2 separate regions of the Mus musculus genome follow, and region 1 is linked to region 2. The links are chromatin loops, found by intact Hi-C in ENCODE. Cell type or tissue: left cerebral cortex. All regions are shown on one strand. Each heading gives the region's core, and the rest is flanking DNA. Links, peaks and the distances in the headings are about the cores only.

Region 1 (9,358 bases), core at 525-8,524, 62 kb before region 2:
AACAGCAACACCACCGAGCACGACAGAGGAAGCTGATTCCAGCCCTGAACTGCCATGGAAAAAGAGCATCAAGTTCCCCCAAAGATAAGACGCCTTCAGTTACATCTTCCAGATAACAAACTCGACGGCTGTGTTATGAGGAATGTTATTTTCGTGAGGATCTTATTAAACACCGGGGCACAAACAGAAGCTCGCTGGATGCGTTAGGGATGGGGGGGGGGTAGTTTCTGGACGGCCAAAGGTGAAACTGCAAACCTTCAAAAATCAGAGAGCAACACAAACACATTCCAGGGGGACCGGCTCATGAGTAAATCCAATCAACAAATATTTACCCAGTGCCTGGGCCCTGACGCTGAGAGGCCCCTGTGACAAACCTCCCTTTCCCAGCTTTCTGAGAAGTAGAAAGATGCAATTAGAGTCTTCCTGAATAACAAGCAATTAATCACACTCTGTCTCAGAGTAGCCGTGGTGCTGGGCTCCCTCACATCATTGCTCCTGAAACCTCACTCCCCCACCCAGGCTTCCCAGGTTTTTGAGATCACTGATCAATAATATCATCAGACAGCTTTCTCTCAACACACCTGGCCCACTGCTAACCAGACCAGCAACATCTCCCGACACATCTTCTCCTGGTCAGGATCTGTGACCTTCAGTGAGCCTGTTGTGTCAAGGTTACACTGCCCACTAAGTATGCACCCTCCTCCACTGGGCCTCTGGCTCCTGCCTGGGTCCTTAACAACAACATCAAACCTCCTAGCCCTGCTTGGACCACTGCAATTCTGACTGATGATGGCACATTCCATGGCGAGTTAAGATTTTTGCCTCTCCTGCCTTCCTCTGGGCTGCGTTTGGTGGTAAGATTAGCAAAAAAGGCAGACCTGACGATGCCAACATCCACCTGGATTTTAAACCCAGACCTCAGACAAGGTAAGAAAGCAAGCCTACCCTGGCATCTCTCATTGTAAAAAGCCCCTGTCAAAAATCAAGAACGGCCCACACTCTCCCCAGCTTATATCAAATGCTCAATTCTATGTGAAAATCTACTATCTTTTAAGAATCTCAGAATTGTACCTGTGGGGAGACACCATCCAGGAGCCAATACCATATCCCTTCGAATCAATATCTAAGCTATAAACACACCAAACAGGCAATCAATCTACCCATGAGAATTAAAAAAAAAAATGTGTTCTAAGTGGGCAGCATCTCCCCCAAGAGCCTCGGTGTGAGGGAGCTAAGGAACCTGGAGAACAACATAGCTGGTCTGAGACCTTCCTAGGGGAAATTGCTCCCCTGAAGACAGAATGGCATCCAACTCCTACATCCCAAGGCAGCTGTTTTTAACACAGATTCTAGGAGTCTGGAAATCAGGACCCTTCAAGCAAGCCCCGTCTGCCCCGTCTTCTGAACGCTTCCTATCAGACGAGAGAGGACGATTCCCAGGTCAGGAGGGTTACAGCACATCTCTATTGCTCGTTCTAGCTGCCGAGTTTGTTTAGGGTTTTAGTTGCCGGCTGCATCACACTTGCTCCTGGGGGCTCACAGGAAGGAACGGGGCTTCTTCTGGCCACCAGTGCTCTCTCCCTACTTGGAATGGCTCAGCTGCCAGATCCCTGATCTTGCAGCATACTTGGACAGGAGCCCAGCGTCATCTCTCTGCTAGAGCTCTGGTTCAGCCACTTGCAGCTCGGTTAAACCCATTGGGAAACCCTTTAGGCTGATGAGATCCCGTGTTTCGGATCCTTTCCGATACAGCCAGGGTTCCGGCCATCCTCTCTCTTGAGATGGATGGACAGACAGCTCAGTTTAACTCATCCAAGGTTCCCCTTTTAACCGGGTATCTGCACTGCTAGAAATCTCCCACTCTTCTCCTCCCTCTAAATAAGACTAAAGATGGAAAAAACTAACCCAAAGTGCCCAGCTGACTGTTCAGATGCCATGGACAGGAGGAACAGGCACCTGACACGCCATGCAGAACCGAGCATCAACAGTCTAGCCCCACGAGCCCCAAACAGGCAGCCCAGAGGCTTCCCTCCGACGCACTCCCCCAACCCTCCCACCAGCACAGCACAGCACACCACAGCACCAGCATCAGCACCTTTGGCTCTGTGTACCGGCCATCCATGCAGGTCCCCCCAGAGAGTCACCGTCACTTACTCAGATCTACCAAGATACCCCAGTGCCTTGCTGTACGAAAATCCCACAAACGGCAGCTCTTCGCCTGAGAAGCCCGAGGGGCTCAGCTGGCACACAGAGGATGAAACCCACGAATTCTTCTCTGGTTCATCAAAATTGGAGGTGTCATCGTCAGACTTGAGGGTGGGGACGAAGGGGGGAGGAGCTGGTTAAAAGAAAAACAAGGGGGGGGGGGAGAAAAAATTCAGAATTCCACACTGTTGCAGAGGGGGAAAAAGCGCCTTACTCCTTAGGCGTTTGGAGACAGCACTGCAGCGACTGCTTTCAACCCAGCTCCTAGCGCAGGCAGACCCAGCCTCGGCTCCTACAGCAACAAGAGATTAACCCCTTCGCTGCCAACATGGCCACCAACCCGCAGACAGCTTGCCTCTCTGGGCAGTGGGTGAGGTGAAAGATAAACTCAGACAGGTCACTTGGACCCCCCCGCTGAAGTGCTTGGGCAACTCACCCAGGGAAGGCAGCTCCTGGCTCATTATTTCCAGCAGCCTTCCATCCCTGGACGCTGGAGTGCCAGGGTGCCGGGTGACCTAAGCCCATTGAGCCCCTCTTCCAGACAGGTCTAAAATGATTAATAGTTGGTGATATGCATGGCTGTCAGATGGAAGACGTGCATGTCTCATGACTTAGCCAGAATGAGGGGAGAGAACAGGACGGTGGGCTTAGAAAGCTGTACAACCGTGGTTGGGTCACCGCTGCAGTCTGGTTCATTCATAGCCAGCTGAGTCTACTCAGAGATCCTATTAACCACTTTTTTTTTTCCTTTTTAGTTCATTATCTCCCCCCCCAAAACCCCCACTCCCCTCAACACACCCCTGCCCATCGAATCCACCGCAGTTCAACCAGCATAATCAAAAGACAGCCAGATAAAGTTGCAGTGATTTACAGCACCCAGCACCGGTGAGGGGTACATAGAGACCCACAGACGCACATCTGTGGTGAGGCTCCTACCTCTTATGGCATGACTCCCAGCTGGGGAGGGGGGGTGGAATCACATCGTCTCTGCCGCCTGCAGACCTACTAGGCTCTCTCACTCAGACGCGTGAGCGGCTGTCCATCAGTCACCAGGAGGCTGCCCATCGTGGGGGGCTCCCAGGGGCATTTCCAGTCAGAAGTGTTACCATGGTTGCAGGCTGGGACGTCCGCAGTGGACCAGGCAGGGGGAAGTTGGCAAGCCGGCATCACATCCCCCGCAGTGCAGGCTGCATGCTACCACCTCCCCACTCCTTAGTGCGTGCTCTGGCGGTAACCCCACCTGGCCACCCTGCGTGGCAGGGGCCAATGCCGATCTGAGTGACGGAGCCGCATGAGTCACTGCCCGCCAGGGCTCGCTAGAGCTCCCCCTAGGACAGTTGTCACAGCCCTTCACGGTCCAGACTTCTTTTTTAACCTCTTGTTTTCCAGACAGAGTTCTGTGCTGGGGGTGGGGTGGGGGGTGAGCAGCAAGCACGCCTTCAGCCCCACAGACTCAGAAGGAGCTGGCTGTTGCCGAAGCATCCCCGGGGACAACGGTCAAAGCAGTGCCAGGCAGAGAAGTAACCGGAGTGATGTGGAGGGGTGCGGAGGAAGAGGGAGGTGAACGCGGAGGGGCGGCGGGTGCTTCTGGGATATGCAAAAGAACAGTCTCCGAGGTGCACCGAGGTGAGGTGGGGAAGAGAAGATCAGGGAATGTGAAATGCGAGCTAACAGAGACTTATCTAACACCTCCGGGCTCTCCGGGGAGCAGCTCAGCCTTCCCTGCTGGAGTCAGAAGCTCCGGGGCTTAACGCTTTCAACATTAGCTTATGGGAAGGGAACTGGGACTGGATGCAGGGGTTCGCATCCCCTGTGCACACCCATAAGCGGGGGGTTGGGGGGGGTTGGGGTGCAAATCTAATGGTGGTGCAAACCCCATCTGACTGCCCGTGCTCACCCAATCCCTCCTTTGGAAGATTAAAATTGAAATCACAGAAATTACAATGTATGATGACCAAAAGGAAGTGCTTCCATCCCAAGATAAGGACATCGAGATAAACATACTGAAATACGTAGGTGACTCTGATACAGAAACATGGTGGCTTAATGGCTCCCAATTCCACCCACTCCAGTTCTATGACCCTGGGAAAGGCACTCAGCCTCTGTAGGCATCTGTGGGGAGGTCATGTCTGGCTTTGAAAGAGTGTCCCTAAGCAGTGAAGGCTGGCCTCAAACTTGTGATTCTCCTGCCTCTGCACCTGACTGTTAGGTGAATCTATGCAAAGTGCTCAGTGTGGCTTCTGGCACTCGGTGAACACCCATGAAGGTGACCTGTGGCCGTTATCATTGCTGGCGTACAGTGCATGATGTGGCAGACCTTAGCAGCCGCTCAAGTCCAGTGAGACAGCGCGGCATCTGCGCTGAGTAGAGTCGGTCTCTGCTATACAAGGCACAGGCACGCCAAGGTGAGTGTTTGTGTTAATTCTACCATGGCGTTATAATTCCTCGCAGAAGTTGAATCCCTTTCCACTATATACTAATTTATCTGTAGGAGACGAAAATAGAATTCCATTTCTGTGTTAGGAAGATGATTAATAGAGAGGTAGGAGCCACCCTCAGTGAAGTAATTATGATTTCTGAATTTCTGTACTATAAAATAAGGCTCATCTGTAAAGTTCTGCCATGCTCAAAGCATTACTGCGGTCAAGATTAGAAAAGAGGCTTGGGCTGCCAGTACAGGCCTATCACCTGATCACTCGGGCAGCTGAGGCAGGGGGATCAGAAGGCCAGGGCCTGCCTGGGCTACAGATGATAAACTCAAGGAACATAGCGAGACTCGGTCTCTGGGGGCTGTGGGGAGGTTGGAGAGTTGAGTCAGCCAACATAAGGGGCTGAGTACAATCCCCACAGGTTACAAATAAATAAAGCCAAGCAGGATGGCACAGCCTCATCACCAGCACTGAGCGGTGCGGTGGAGGCTGGAAGATCTCTGGCATTCCATGGCTGGCCAGCCTGGCCTACATGGGGAGTTCAAGGCCAGGGCGAGATCACGTCTCAGAGAGAGGAAGGGAAAAGCTAAAGTGGTGGCTCCGTGGTTACGGGCATTTTCTACTCTTCTAGGATGAGGGTTCAATTCCTGCCTTCCTTACAGCAGCTCATAACCATTTTTCTCTCCAGCTCCAAAGAGCTGATGACCTCTTCTGGCCTCCACAAGCATCTGGAACATATGCAGGCATAGCCATAGACACAGACAAAACCAGATACAGAAAACATTGTTTTCATTTTTTAAAGGTGAATGATACCTAAGAAACGACACCTGAGACTGTCCACTGGCCTCTACATGCAGAAACACACATCTGCATGCACACATACACACACATACATACACACACATATACATTTATACATACATACACACACATACAGATACATACACACACACATACACACACATACACACACATACACACACACACACACACGTGTGCGCAACAGGCTGAGAATATAGTTCAGTGGTAGAATGCTACCTAGCATGGGCAAGACCCTGAGTTCAATCCCCAGCACTGAGGGGTGGGAGTGGGGGGTATATAGAAAGGTGAGATAATTTTCAAGTTGAGAGAAGGGAGAACTGATAGCACAGATTAAAAGCTAGAGACGTCAACCTCTTGCCAGGTGGTCAGTTCAGAACAGGTCCTCAGCAAACGAAGGCTCACACAACCTGAGAAGCCGCAGCCTCAAAGCTGAAGAAGTGGCCCAGAAATGAGCCAATGCCCCAAGAAGGGTGAGGATGCCCACCCCCTCATCTAGGCCCTTTAGAAGGGAAGAGCTAGGGTGGCTACTTAGAAACTGCAGCTGGGGCAGCTGGCTCCATGGGATCCGGGAGCATGGGAAATGAACAGCGGCACACGCGAGTGTTGAGCGAGTGCGTGTGAACACACTCGGCCAGGGGGAGGGCTACCCTTCTTCCATAGAGAGTGCACTGAGACTGAGGTGAGAGAGCCAGCTCTCTGAAGCCTAAGAAAAGAGCAAGCTAAGCCAGGTGCACTGGCTCGTCCCCATAGTCTGCAGACAAGGAGTTCTGGAGTATCCTGGGGACATGCCAAGGCTGGGCGCCAACACGATGAAAGAGGAAAGTGACCTGAAGGGCCAGGAGAGGCGGTCACAGTGGCGCACACCAGAAACCTAGCTAGGGCAAGAAAATTGTGAGTTCAATGTGAGCCTAGGCTATACAGCGAGCCTCTGTGTCAAAACACCAAACAGAGTAGACATATTGCTTTATCACAGAAGTAAGTTGATATTCTAACCCAAGAATGAGGAACCAAGAACACCTGAAAGGCATCCAGAAGGGTAAGGTCTTGTTACTGGCTCAGAGATTAGGAGCAGATGCTGTTCTTGCAGAGGATTCGAGATCACCTGATCCCATACCCACAGCGGACTGCAGGCAGCTCACAACCACCTGTATCTCCCTGCGGGAGGCCTGCCCGGACACTCTCGCACACAGACACACAAATGATAAAAATAAATGTTTTTTTTTAAAGGAGTAAAGTTGAAAACTCAATGTTAAATGCAGATCTAATGAACTGTCAACGTCACACAATTGAGAATCATCTGGGAAGAGTCCCAAGGAGAGACTGTCCAGATCAGGGTGGCCTGAGGGTTCTTATGATTATGCTCTCATTGATGATGGACGGGAGGAGCCCCAGTCTAAAATGGATGGCCCGAGTCCCTGGGTCTGAGCCCTCAGTTGTATAAAAGAAATGAGCTGAGCAACAGCGCGCATGCGCGAGTTCTCTCTGACGGGGACTGCGGACATGATGTGACTGGCTACTCCAAGTTCACACTCCGACCATCAGGTGGAAGCCTGAGCTGAATAAAGCCTTCCCTCCCCCAAAACTGCTACTGCCCCGGTGTTTATCACAGCAAAACGGAAAGGAAACAGGTCAGCAGGTTAAATGAGCTACAGATAAGCTCAGTGACCCACCAGGGAGACTTGAGGAGTACACTCTCTCTGTAGATGCAGGGTCAGCAAGGTCGGCTGGCTAGAAATGCCCCACCCTAGGTGAATCACAGGCGCCCAGCTCAGGGAGTTCCTGTAGACCACCCCCACGGTAGCGAGAAGACAGAAGGCACAGGAGCTCTGAGACATACACAGAGTGAGAAAGCTAAGAGCCTGGATACGACATCTCGAAACAACAACCGTGTAGGGTCGGGACAAGTTCGTTAGATGGGAGAGGGTGCGGGGGAAGACGGCCTAGCGGCCCCTCTTAGGTGGAGACTGCGCCCACTGTCAGCACAGAAGAGGCCCGATCCATCACCCTCTGGCACCCAGGGAACAGTCTGAGCACAGCTCTCATTGGGAGCGGAGGGAGTGAGGGATGGAATCCCAGAGAGCAGCATGTGGAAGGGGCCGGGCAGGCAGCCCTCCATCACCCTGAGCTCCGCTCAGCCAAGAGAGCACTCTCTCACAAAGGTCACGGGCAACCTCACCCTCAGCCTCTGGGTCCCTTCTCGCCCTCTTGAAGCCAAGCCAAAGGAGCGGTGTAGCATACCCCCGTCCCTTCTGCATCTTCCCTTAGTGAACTACTTCACTTCTGATACAGATGGAAACAAAAAACCCAAACCCCGCTCAAGCCTAAAACCTACATGTCTGACACCACACTGATGGGAGAGGCAGGAAGCCGAGAATAGTTCTTGGACGTCGTATGCCACATGGTTCGTTTTGTTTTCTTTTGTGTTGACCTTTATACAATTTAGGAGAGGAGGATGAGGCTGGAGGGCGCTCGGTGGGTAGAAATGCTTGCCGCGCAAACCTAACAACCCGCACTCAGATTCCATGGACAGCCCAACTCTCGGCCCTCCTGTGACGGAGCTAGAGATGGAGACAGGAGAACGCCTACAAGCTCACAGGTGAAGCGGCCTGCAGAACGCAGCACAGCAGCAAGAAGAGCAAGAGAGACCATGCCCCAGGAGGACGCAAAGCGGAGAGAACTGACCGCAGGAGGTGGCCCGGTGGCTGACACACGTGCACGGCGGCAGCACATGTGGCAGCACCTACACTACACACACGTGTAAATAAACAAAACTGTGTTCTCCCTTTGGCAAAAAAAAAAAAAAAAAAGGAATTAGTATCTCACTGAAATGGTGAGCAGTGTGTTACATTTACACTGACCCAGCACATTGTGATACTGCCAACCGGGCATGCATCGAGCAAAGGCATGTCTGACTGGCCTGCGTGTGCCTCTCCATCCAGTGCCTGATGTTTGGATGGACCGAAAAGGCTTTAAAGCCGAGATCGTTCCATCTGAAAAGTATGGTAATGAGTACCTATGCGGTACACTGTCAAGGTGTCTGTCATGGAGTCGCTGGCTCTCCTCACACAACATGCCTAGCACACTGACGAATGCGCAGCAAGACATTAAGCCTCTGCTCAGTGTAAAACGTGGGGGAAAAACGGGGGTGGGGGGAGCTTTCCCTGTGTTTTTAAAAATAAACCAACAATGTTTGGGGTGGAGGCGCGGCACATCCCCCTTAGTGGCAGAGGTAACTTTGAGGGGAGCCCCACCCCACCCCTGGTTATAAGATAGAACGAGGCTCTCAGACACAAAGGTTATTTTAAGGACTATAGTTAATTTCCCTTCATAAACACCCCCACCCCAAGTCCTCCTTCCTTCCGACCCTCTCTTCTCTAATCCTGACATTCATTAAAATCTTTAGAGGAGAAAATGTATTGTCTTCAAACATGTTTTCTTTTAAACAGTAGTGAAGTTAAGAGGTGTCTTGCCATAAGAGGCGTAAGTGACATAAGGGCCCTTGCCCTCCTGGCTCACGGCCCACCGAGCTCTCCGTTCCCACCTGTTGTTTTTCTACAGCCGCAGACAAGCCTATCTTGGTTGGGTCTACTGTCTCCAGCTCTCTGCAGGGGAATCTCCTTTCTGCTAAGAAAGACCTGGAATGCCGTGCGCTGCTGAACACCTATCAGAGCACCACCCCGCCGCCCTCAGTCAGTGTTTAATATGGATTCTGTTGGAGGAACGCGTGACAAGAACCCCCGGGGTGTGGGCTAATTTCTCAGACTTGATGTGTCACTCCGTGCAACACAGCACTTGTATGAAACTCAGGTGGTGATATACTTCAGAGTACTCATCTGCACATGAAGAACCGGCATCTCTCAAAAAAGGGTGAGAAAGGAAAAGCCAGGCATGGTGGCTCCCAC
Region 2 (9,358 bases), core at 573-8,572:
TATCTGTAATTCAAAATGAGAGGTGGAGGCTGGGAAATCTCTGAAAGTCTTTAGGCCAGTCGTCCAGGAAGATATCGTGGACAAAAACAAGAGAGACCCTGCCTCAAAATGCGGTGGGAGGATGCCAGACTGCTGAAAGCCGCCACCTGATAACCACAGGTGCCATGGCACGCCCACACATGCACATTCGAACATGCGCACATGCACCATGCCCAAGTCACACCCACAGTCACACAAGCATGTGAGCACACAAAAAATAATAAGAAATTTAAATAAACAGGGTGCCTAGGTGAGCAGTCAGTGCCTATATTCTACTGCCCCAGGTGTAATTTCTGCAGACTATAGACCCAGTAACCCTGGCAGAGCCACCCACTATGGAACAACCAACCTTCGGGGGTGGGTGTGTTTGCTTGTTTGGGACAGGGACTCTGGGTTTTTTGTTTTTGTTTTTTTGTAGCCCTGACTGTCCTAGAACTTGCTCTATAAACCAGGCTGGCCTTCAACTCACAGAGATCCACCTGCCTCTGCCTCCCAAGAGCTGGGATTAAAGGTGTGTGCTTCTGAGCCTACTGGGCTCGATCTGCAGAGCCCTGGGAAGAGAAGCCACTGCTCCTTTAAGTCTCAGCAAGGGCTTGTTACACAACACTGGGCAGCATAAAAGAGCAGCTGCGTGTGAATCACTAGAGAAGCACAAAAGAACAGATTCTCTGGCCCCATTACCAACCTCCTGAATTAAACTCTTCTGGGTCGCAGCTTAAAACCGATTTTAACAAATTCCCCGCAAGGCTCAGTCAAGCTTGGGAACCTCGGAGCCTGCCCCTTTGGTTGCCTCTAACGCTGGAAGATGAGCCTCATATCTCCTCCTCTGTTCACCTGAGAGTTAACCCAAGTAGACGGGGGGCGGGGGGGGGTCCCAGAGACTCGAGGAAGCTTAGGCTCGGAGCACCCCATAGCACACTCAAAAGCCTCAGCTCTCCATAGTTCTCAAAATGCCCTTTCTTTCGGAAATGAAAAGACCAGAAAGTTAATAGCTTTTTTTCCCCCTCTCATTTGCTTTCTACATCCTTGCTTAGCAAAATAAAAAACTGGCAAAGCCTGGTGATTTGTGAGATTTCTGGGGCTCTGGAAGTCTGCCAAGCCCCAAAATACAAGTCCTGAGTAGGAGAGAGACACACCGACTGAGACCCAGTCTAAAGGACACACAGAAGCAGAAAACAAGCCAGCCACTGCATCCGACCTGCAGGGTGACAGCCCTGCATGGGAGCAGCACAGCAGGCTCGGCTGGCACGCTGAGTTGTACCTGGATTCTTTGTCACAACCCATCTCCTCTTGCAGGAGGCACCCATTGCTACCATCTGCATGTGGTTTATCCTCCTGGGGTCCACGTGCTGCAAGCTTGACCCCAGTGTCAAATCTGTGGTCGCTTTAAAAGGTGGGGGTGAGACATTGTAGGGGGTTATAACCTGGTCTTCAAGAAACAAAAATGCTTTTTTTAACCTCAGGAGCTGAGAGCCCGGGTGTTAGAAAGGTCTGGTCTCTTATTTCCTATCTGGCCCATGTGATCTCTGGGCATTTTCCCCTAGCCAGTGTGGCAACATTGTAACCAGTCCCCGAGCAGAGCCAAGTAGAAGCCATTGGTGTACTTGAGGGAGCAGAACTGTCACCTATGGAAACCTCTTTTGTTTATAAAAGCACACACCCTCTGGCGTGCTGTTATCGCAATATAAAACCAACTAAGGTCACTCCACATTAAAGAGGGATGGAAGGGAAATGTCCTGGCTGGTTTTCTACAGCTGTGAGGAACATCATGACCAAAAGCAAGCTGGGCGGGGAAGGGTTAATTTCAGTATACAAATTACAGTCCATGGTGAAGGCAAGTCAGAGTAGAACCGAACTAGAAAACTGTCTGGAAATACTTGCATGACATTGGTCCTTACAGAAGACGAAACTGTTAGGCCCGGAATGAGGAATGTAGGCGTGGTGTTTAATCTAAAGAGCAGGAGAGCTGCCAGGTGCGGAAGCTGGCCCAAGCCTTTAGCCCCAGGACTTGGGAGGCAGCCACAGGTGGAGCTCTGTGATTTGAAGGCCAACCTGGTCTACATATTGAGTGCTAGGTCAGCCAGAGCTACGTAATAGAAAAAAACTTGTCTCGAAAAGAAAAAAAGAAAAAGAGAGAGAACAGATATCCCTCGTATGGAATAAGATTATAAATTAGATTATTCTACACTGGGGCTGAAGAGATGGCTCAGGGGACCACAATCTGGATCCCAAGGCCCACACAGGCAGCTCACAAACACCTGTAATACCAGCTCCCACATCCAAAGGATCCAAAGCTAGTTTCTAGCCTCTCTGGGTACCCAGACACAAGACAGATGCAGACAGACAGGCCCGTGTGCGTGCACACACGCGCGCGCGCACACACACAAATACACCCTAGAGACAATTTTGGTTTCTTCCATTGAAAGAAGCAAAAGTTTAAAAGTGTGGAGTATGGGCTGGCGAGATGGCTCAGCGGGTAAGAGCACTGACTGCTCTTCCAGAGGTCCTAAGTTCAAATCCCAGCAACCACCTGTAATGAGATCTGATGCCCTCTTCTGGTGTGTCTTAAATCAGTTACAGTGTACTTACATATAATAATAAATAAATCTTAAAAAAAAAAAGTGTGGAGTATGAGAAATGAGGGGACTCCCCTGGGGCACGTCCAGCCACGTACGTAATCATCAGCACAGTGGCACCTCAGTCCAGCTCAGGCAGGACATGTAAAAGAACAAACAGGATTACCCTAAGAATACCAGTCTCTGTCCATAATACAACCAAAGACGGCTACCACAGCAGACACGGGTGTGCATCGCTGGCTGGCAGCTGCTTACCTGGAAGAAGAGATTTAGCCTGGAGGCCCGACTGGCAATGGGCTCGGAGGCACTGGCCTCCGGCGGGTTCCGCACACCATACTTGAACTTCAACATCTCTCCGCCAACGCCGAAGGAACACTGGGGAAAGTCAAGCGGGTACTGACATTGAAGGCAGGAAGGGCTTGGCAGAGTCGTGTCTCCCTAAAGAGATCAGGATGAGGAGGTGGCGACCAGCCTCCACGGCACATGGGGCACAGACACAGGAAGGCCAAAGGTACTCATACACATAAGGGATGGAAATAAATCATTTCCAAAAGAACTACCAGCCATTGGTGGACTAGCAGACTGCAGCCTAATAAATCTCCACTTTTCCATTCTACCAGCTCTTTTCCCCTAGAAAACCCTGACGAACACAAATATCTGATGTCGCGTAGCTACATAGACCTAACCTGTGAACCAAGCCCAAAGGGTTTGATCAGTGAGCCTTGAGGATTATCCCAGGGAAAGGAAGGTTCACTGCCCCTGGAGGGTACAGAGATCAATGATCCTGAGGAAGATCGGTTGCCTGACTGACCAGATAGGCTAGAGAGGGAGAAAGACACAAGAAGGAGGCGCTGGGTTAGGCACGGAATAGAATACAGAGCCCACTTTCCCACCCAAGGCCTCAGTCCAGCTCATAGAATGAAGACACAGGAACAGAGAGATTAAGTGAGGGAGATAAGATCACACAGAAAATGGGAAGCGCCATGGGCAAGAATGCAGGTAAAGCTTGCAGGGGACAGAGACTGGTCTACAGGGGAATGGGTCCTCTTTAAGGGGCCCTGAGGTCCTCCGGCAGCACACCCAGAGACACTAACAACAACTCCTGCCCCAGACCCCAGGCTTCCCCCAGGACACCCCAAGGACGAACCAGAGACACTGGGTTGAACCCATTGTCCCGCCCCCAGGGCTGCACCCACAGACCCCGGGCTACCCCCAGCACACCCATGCTGCAGCCGCAGCAGACCCTCAGGAGCCCCCTCCCCCCGCTATCCTGAGGCCTTGGGTGGGAAAGTGGGCTCTGTATGAACGGGGTCGACCAGGGAGACCTGGGAAAGGGGACTGCCCCCCGCCCAGAGCCTCTCCAATCCCCCAACAGACACACACACAAACTGGACTCACACTCCGCAGACCCCCGGCTTACATTCGCCCCGCTCCGCTCCGCCCTGAGTCTCCCGCCCCAACGTTTGAAGGAAACGACGTGGGCAGGTCTCGGCCGTGCCTCAACCAATCAGCGCTCGCCATCTACTGATGGACAGCGGGGGTCTCCACCAGGACCCGCCCAGATCTCGGAGGGCTAGAGGAAGTGAAATGGAAAAGCCAATCACATTGTCTCTTCCTTTGACTAGCGACCAATAGAAAGAGGGCAAAGGAATCCAGGCGGGGTTGGGCTGGGAAGTTTGAAATTGGCGGTTGGCAGGATGCTGTGTTTGGAGATGGGGTCCCCTGCGGAGTCTGCGGCGCTGTCCATTTCTGTCCGAGCTCCTGCGGGGAGCTCTGCCCGAACTGCCTGCCTCAGATAAGGATGCTAGGAAACAAACTCCAGCCCTCTGCAGGAATGCACTCAATTGAGCCATCGCCCACGCCTAACGTAGGCGCCGGGGTTACGTGGGGGGGAATCAGGAAGCTGTGCGGTACAGCTGAGGCAGAGGAGTAATCGGAACCCACTCCAGCCTGCCTGCCTTGTACCTTTGGGTTGAGCCGCAGCAAGATCGTGAGGTCTCACCACAAAGATATGTTCAAGTAAATTTAAGCCAGGATCACTAGACCGCCCCCTTCTCTCAATGAGAAAACCCAGTGGCCATCAGTGTGTGGAAAGTGCCCAGCCTCGTTAGCAATGTGGGGGAAGGTGTTTGTGAAGAGGCGGCGCTGTTTACATTCACACAAGGGTAGGGTGTAAACTGACCTGTGAAGGGGCAATCTCGAAAAAGGAGTGTAGTATTTGCTAACACTGAGTGAGGCTCTCTGCACTCTATGACTACTAGGAATAGCTTTTCTAAATTATGTAACCGTGAAACGCATTCTAGAGAGCGAGCTCGAAATAGTGTTGTCTAACGCAATGGCAAAAGCTGGGGCAATGGCTCTGCGACTCTTCCAGGGGATCTTCCCTTGATTCCCAGCACCCACCTCAAACCCCTCACAACTCCCTGTAATTCCGGTTCCAAAGGATCAGATGATCTTTTCTGGCCTCTGCGGGCACCTGCACATAAGTGCACAGTGCACCTACACACACACACAAAAGAGACAAGTGTAAAAAATCAAGACAGCAACGCCAGGAAATAAGGCACCTAGGGTCCGAATGGAGGCTTTTGAAGGGACCATGAGAAAGGCAATGACCTTTTTCTTGACCCGATGATACTATAGCTATTTTGTGGGGGTTGGATGTAGGGGTGAGAGAGGGGCTGATTTTTTTTAGACAAAAAAAAGGAGGGAGGGAAACTGAGTCACACACCAGTAAGTGCAGGGTTAGGATCTGAACTGGGCTCTTTCATTCTTATTTATTTATTTATTTATGGTTTTGAAGACAGACTTTTCTCTGTCCTGGAACTCCACGATCAAGCTGGCCTTTTTAACTCCGAGATCTGGCTGCTTGGCCTCCTGGGTGCTGGGATTTTGGTTATGACACCAAGGCCTGGCTCTGAAGCCCATTTTTTTTTTATAACCACCAAATTGTAGTGACTTCTACTTTTCTCTATCCCAGGCCTTGGCACAGAATAGGTATTTATGAGTATGCTCAGACTAAAAAAAACAGACTGTAACAGCATGCTTGTCTGATTACAACTTGGCTTCCTCGTATAGATACACCTAGAGCATCCGTATGCACACTGAGACCAGCAGAGGAGGTTTGAAAACTACTAACATGTGGGCCAATGAGGTGGCTGAGCTTGTAAAGGCATCTGCAGCCAAGGCTGACGAACTGAGTTCAATCCTCAGGACCCACATGGAGGAAATAGAGATCCGGTTCTCACCAGTCATCCTCTGATCTCTCATACATGCCATACTTCCCCTGGACATGCTTGCACACACTGAAAGATGCAAATAAAAATAAAAGATAAGACGTCAGTACTTGGTAGGCAGAGGCAGGCGGATTTCTGAGTTCGAGGCCAGCCTGGTCTACAGAGTGAGTTCCAGGATAGCCAGGGCTATACAGAAAGAAAAAAAAAAAAGTTAAAACATAAAACAAAAAGAATACTAACACAGAGGCCTCCCCTGCTCCCAACTCATTTCCCTGTTCTAGGATCTAGGCTTGGGGGATTTTAAAAGCCCCCTAAGAGGCTCCAGGGTGTACCTTGCAGCCATCCTGGGGAAAGGAATGCCAAGAAAGCAGACAGCACTGCTAGCCAGGCAGCAGGAGATGTCGCAATCTGTTTGAGAGTGCGGTGCTGAAGACTGAACGGAGGAGACAGTCCCTGCCTGCTAAGCAAGCTCCATCCCAGACTCACTGTAAATCAGTGCCCTGACAATCAGGCTTCATCATCCGTCTCTGTGATGGAGAGTCTTCTCTGTAGGGAGAACCCACTGTAAAGCTGGCTCAGCTGCAAAATTACCTAAACACTCCGAGCTTCTTAGCTCCTGCTCCAGCGCCCCCACCAGCACCACCACTATGATGAAATCGAGGGAAGGGGATGGCCAGGTAATTTAAGGAACCAAGAGATCAGACTATATATAGTTCCATCATGTCGTCCAGGCTGATGAAACGTAAGCCAAGCTCTGGGTCTGACCTTCAGTACCATGGTAACCGCTGCCAGGCAGGGTTGTGCACACCTTTAATCCCAGCACTATGGAGGCGGGAGACAGGCAGATTTCTGAGTTCAAGGCCAGCCTGATCTACAAGGAGAGTTCCAGGACATAGATGTCGGATCCCCTGGAACCTGAGTTACAGATGGTTAGGAGCTGCCATCTGGGTGCTGCTGAGAGGCCAAATCTTTTACAAACTCCATTTTAGAGAACCTGAACCTGTTTGAACTCACGTAAATTAACAAGCCAGTACCTAACATTAGTTTCCAAGTTATCCCTCCCCCCAACAAAACCCAAACCTACCTTAAGTGTCTAGGCTCACCACCAACAAGACCAGCATCTCCAGGTTACTCCCCTAACAAGCCTGTAACCCCAGGTTACAAGCCCACCCCCTGCCTAATAACCACCAATGCAGAGGGGAGCAGAAGTTAAGTTTATGATATGACTCCCAGCACCAGCAAATTATCTTAAAGGCCATAGTAACTTCCCAATTAGATGCTTGCACACTCGCTCCCTGCTTACTACTTACTATAAAGCCCTGCCCCTCGCCCAGATAGACATTCGGGACTCTGCATCGCCAAAACTGTCCTGTGTGACAGTCCTGTGCTGAGGAGCCCCAAGCTAGCTCAAATAAAAAGGCCGTACTGTGATTGCATCTGATAGGTTCCTATCTGGTTTGGGGGGGGGGGGGTACCGCTAACACTTCCCTGACACTACACTGGCAGCTGAGCCCAGGTCCTCTGCAAGAGCAGTCACTTTTCTGTTGCCGTGATTAAACACCAAGTCAGGAGCAACCAATAGGAAGAAGAGCTTAGTTGAGCCTATGGTTCTGTGAGACCACGACTTAAAGCGTTTCTCCCTGAAAGGTAAAGCCCCTGGACGTTCCCCAAGCTTGTTTTCCCTGATCTCTAAAAATACAGCCAGAAAGAAGCACTTCGTTCTCTACAGCCAGCAAAAAGCCTTTTTGTTTCTGTGCCTTACAGCCAGAAATGCAATGATTGTGGAGAGACCTAGCCAGGCACTTGTTTGGCTCCCTGTACCAAGGACACCCAATAGAAGAGCTGTAGCCAAACTCCTCCCAACTCTCCTCCCAACTCCTCCCAACTCCTCAGCTAGCAGTTAAAAGCCCACTACTGTTCCCGCTAGCTAGAGGTCGGACTTCCCCTGCCCTGCATGACAAAAGGAGTTCATCCTCAGCTAGCTAACAATAAAACCTCTTGCAGTTTGCATCAGGTATGGTTTTCTCTCAAGTTATTGGGGTGCCGGCCAGCTCATCCCGGGACTTGAGCAGAGGTCTCCCCAGTTTCGGGGGTCTTACAGTTCCTGAGGGAAAAGGCCCCACCGTGGCTGAGAGAAATGGCAGCCAGAACAGGAAGCTGAGAGGGTGAACCTTCAACAACAAGCATGGAACAGAGAGCCGGAACTCATAATAGTGAAAGTCTTTTTTTTTTTTTTTTTTGTCTCTGCCTCCCAAGTGCTGGGATTAAAGGCGTGTGCCACCAGAGTCTTTTAACTCTCAAAGCCTACCTTCAACAAGGCCACACTGCCTAATTCTCAAACAGCGCCACCAACTGGGGACCAAATATTCAACTACCAGAGACTATGAATGTATCTATTCTGTGCTAGAGGCTGGGATCAACAAAGCCTACAAAGACAGCAAATGCTCCCTGACATTTCATCTAGGCTCCGCCCTACAGTTACCTGGCAACATCCAGGTGTGCCTGACTCGCTATAGGGGCTGCTTGCCCTGCCCTCACCCTCATTCTCTTGCTCTTGTTCCTTACCCGCCCCACTCCTGCTCATGGCCTGCCTCTTTCTTTTCTCTCTCCCTCTCCCTCTCCCTCTCCCTCTCCCTCTCCCTCTCCCTCTCCCTCTCCCTCTCCCTCTCCCTCTCCCTCTCCCTCTCCCTCTCCCTCTCCCTCTCCCTCTCCCTCCCCTCCGAGTGCCTTGAGTTTATCTATACTATGTGATCCTTGTGGCTGGTACCTCAGAGGGGGAAGTGGGTGCCTCTGCGGGTCCTTGCAGAGGCATCCCTTCCCCCACACCATACCCTGCCTCCAGAACAAACATCCCTGCCTTCCTTATCTTTTTATAAAACACGACACTCAACGGCTGCTGGCCCATCTTCTCTCCAACTGCCTTTTTAGGATGGGTTTGGTTTGGTTTGGTTTGGTTTCGTTACAAGACCCTGGGAGAGAAATTACAAGAGCATAAACCCTACCCAAGTTTCCACCACTGTAGAAAATGTCCCCAGAGAGACCAACTTCCTATCGATCTGCCTTTTGGTTCTCAAAGGACAGGGTGAACCCTCCCTGCCCCATGACAGCATGTCTTCTGACAACTGTTGTAAGATCAAGACCACAAAGCCATCTGATTGTTAGACTTAACTCTTTTTTAAAAGATTATTTATTTTATTATATATGAATACATTGTAGCTGTCTTCAGACACACCAGAAGAGGGCCTCTGAGCCCATTACAGATGGTTGTGAGCCACCACGTGGTGGCTGGGAATTGAACTCAGGACCTCTGGAAGAGCAGTCAATGCCTTTAACCACTGAGCCATCTAGAGTAAACCTAAGTTCTTGGCAGAAGCTGCAGAGAGAGGTCTGCCCCATACCTGCCCCACCCATCTATGCCATCCTCCACCACAGAGGTACCGTGGATTGCAACTGACGATGGAGAATCCATAATTTGCACTGGAAGTTAACACTTTGGCTGTGGAGTAATTT

What was found. A loop is a pair of places that touch in the nucleus more often than their neighbours do. Peaks named below come from ENCODE experiments on the same cell type or tissue, not always from the same donor. Only the 100,000 strongest peaks of a DNase experiment are listed, where the experiment ranks them.
Region 1: a loop joins it to region 2, with 2.7 times the contacts of the local background. A loop is called at or near these places in 4 of 42 quality-filtered maps.

What each region holds. Positions count from the first base shown.
Region 1 is chr5:115,901,618-115,910,975 of GRCm38, reverse strand. Cit (citron) reads right to left here. Exons shown (of 47, transcript NM_007708.3): 9 at 2,155-2,338. It overlaps Gm42008 (a long non-coding RNA gene), which reads left to right and starts at 2,368. Exons shown (of 3, transcript XR_003955981.1): 1 at 2,368-2,575; 2 at 2,961-4,610; 3 at 7,900-9,358. In left cerebral cortex, for the core only: CTCF peaks have their summits at 2,467 and 3,525; DNase peaks (open chromatin) are centred at 1,641, 2,468, 3,184, 3,498 and 1 more place; H3K4me3 peaks cover 3,786 bases; H3K27ac peaks cover 3,862 bases.
Region 2 is chr5:115,839,979-115,849,336 of GRCm38, reverse strand. Cit (citron) reads right to left here and starts at 3,681. Exons shown (of 47, transcript NM_007708.3): 1 at 2,871-3,681. The coding sequence starts at 2,966. In left cerebral cortex, for the core only: no CTCF peak of the experiment used is centred there; DNase peaks (open chromatin) are centred at 670, 1,171, 4,169 and 4,833; H3K4me3 peaks cover 1,308 bases; H3K27ac peaks cover 1,431 bases.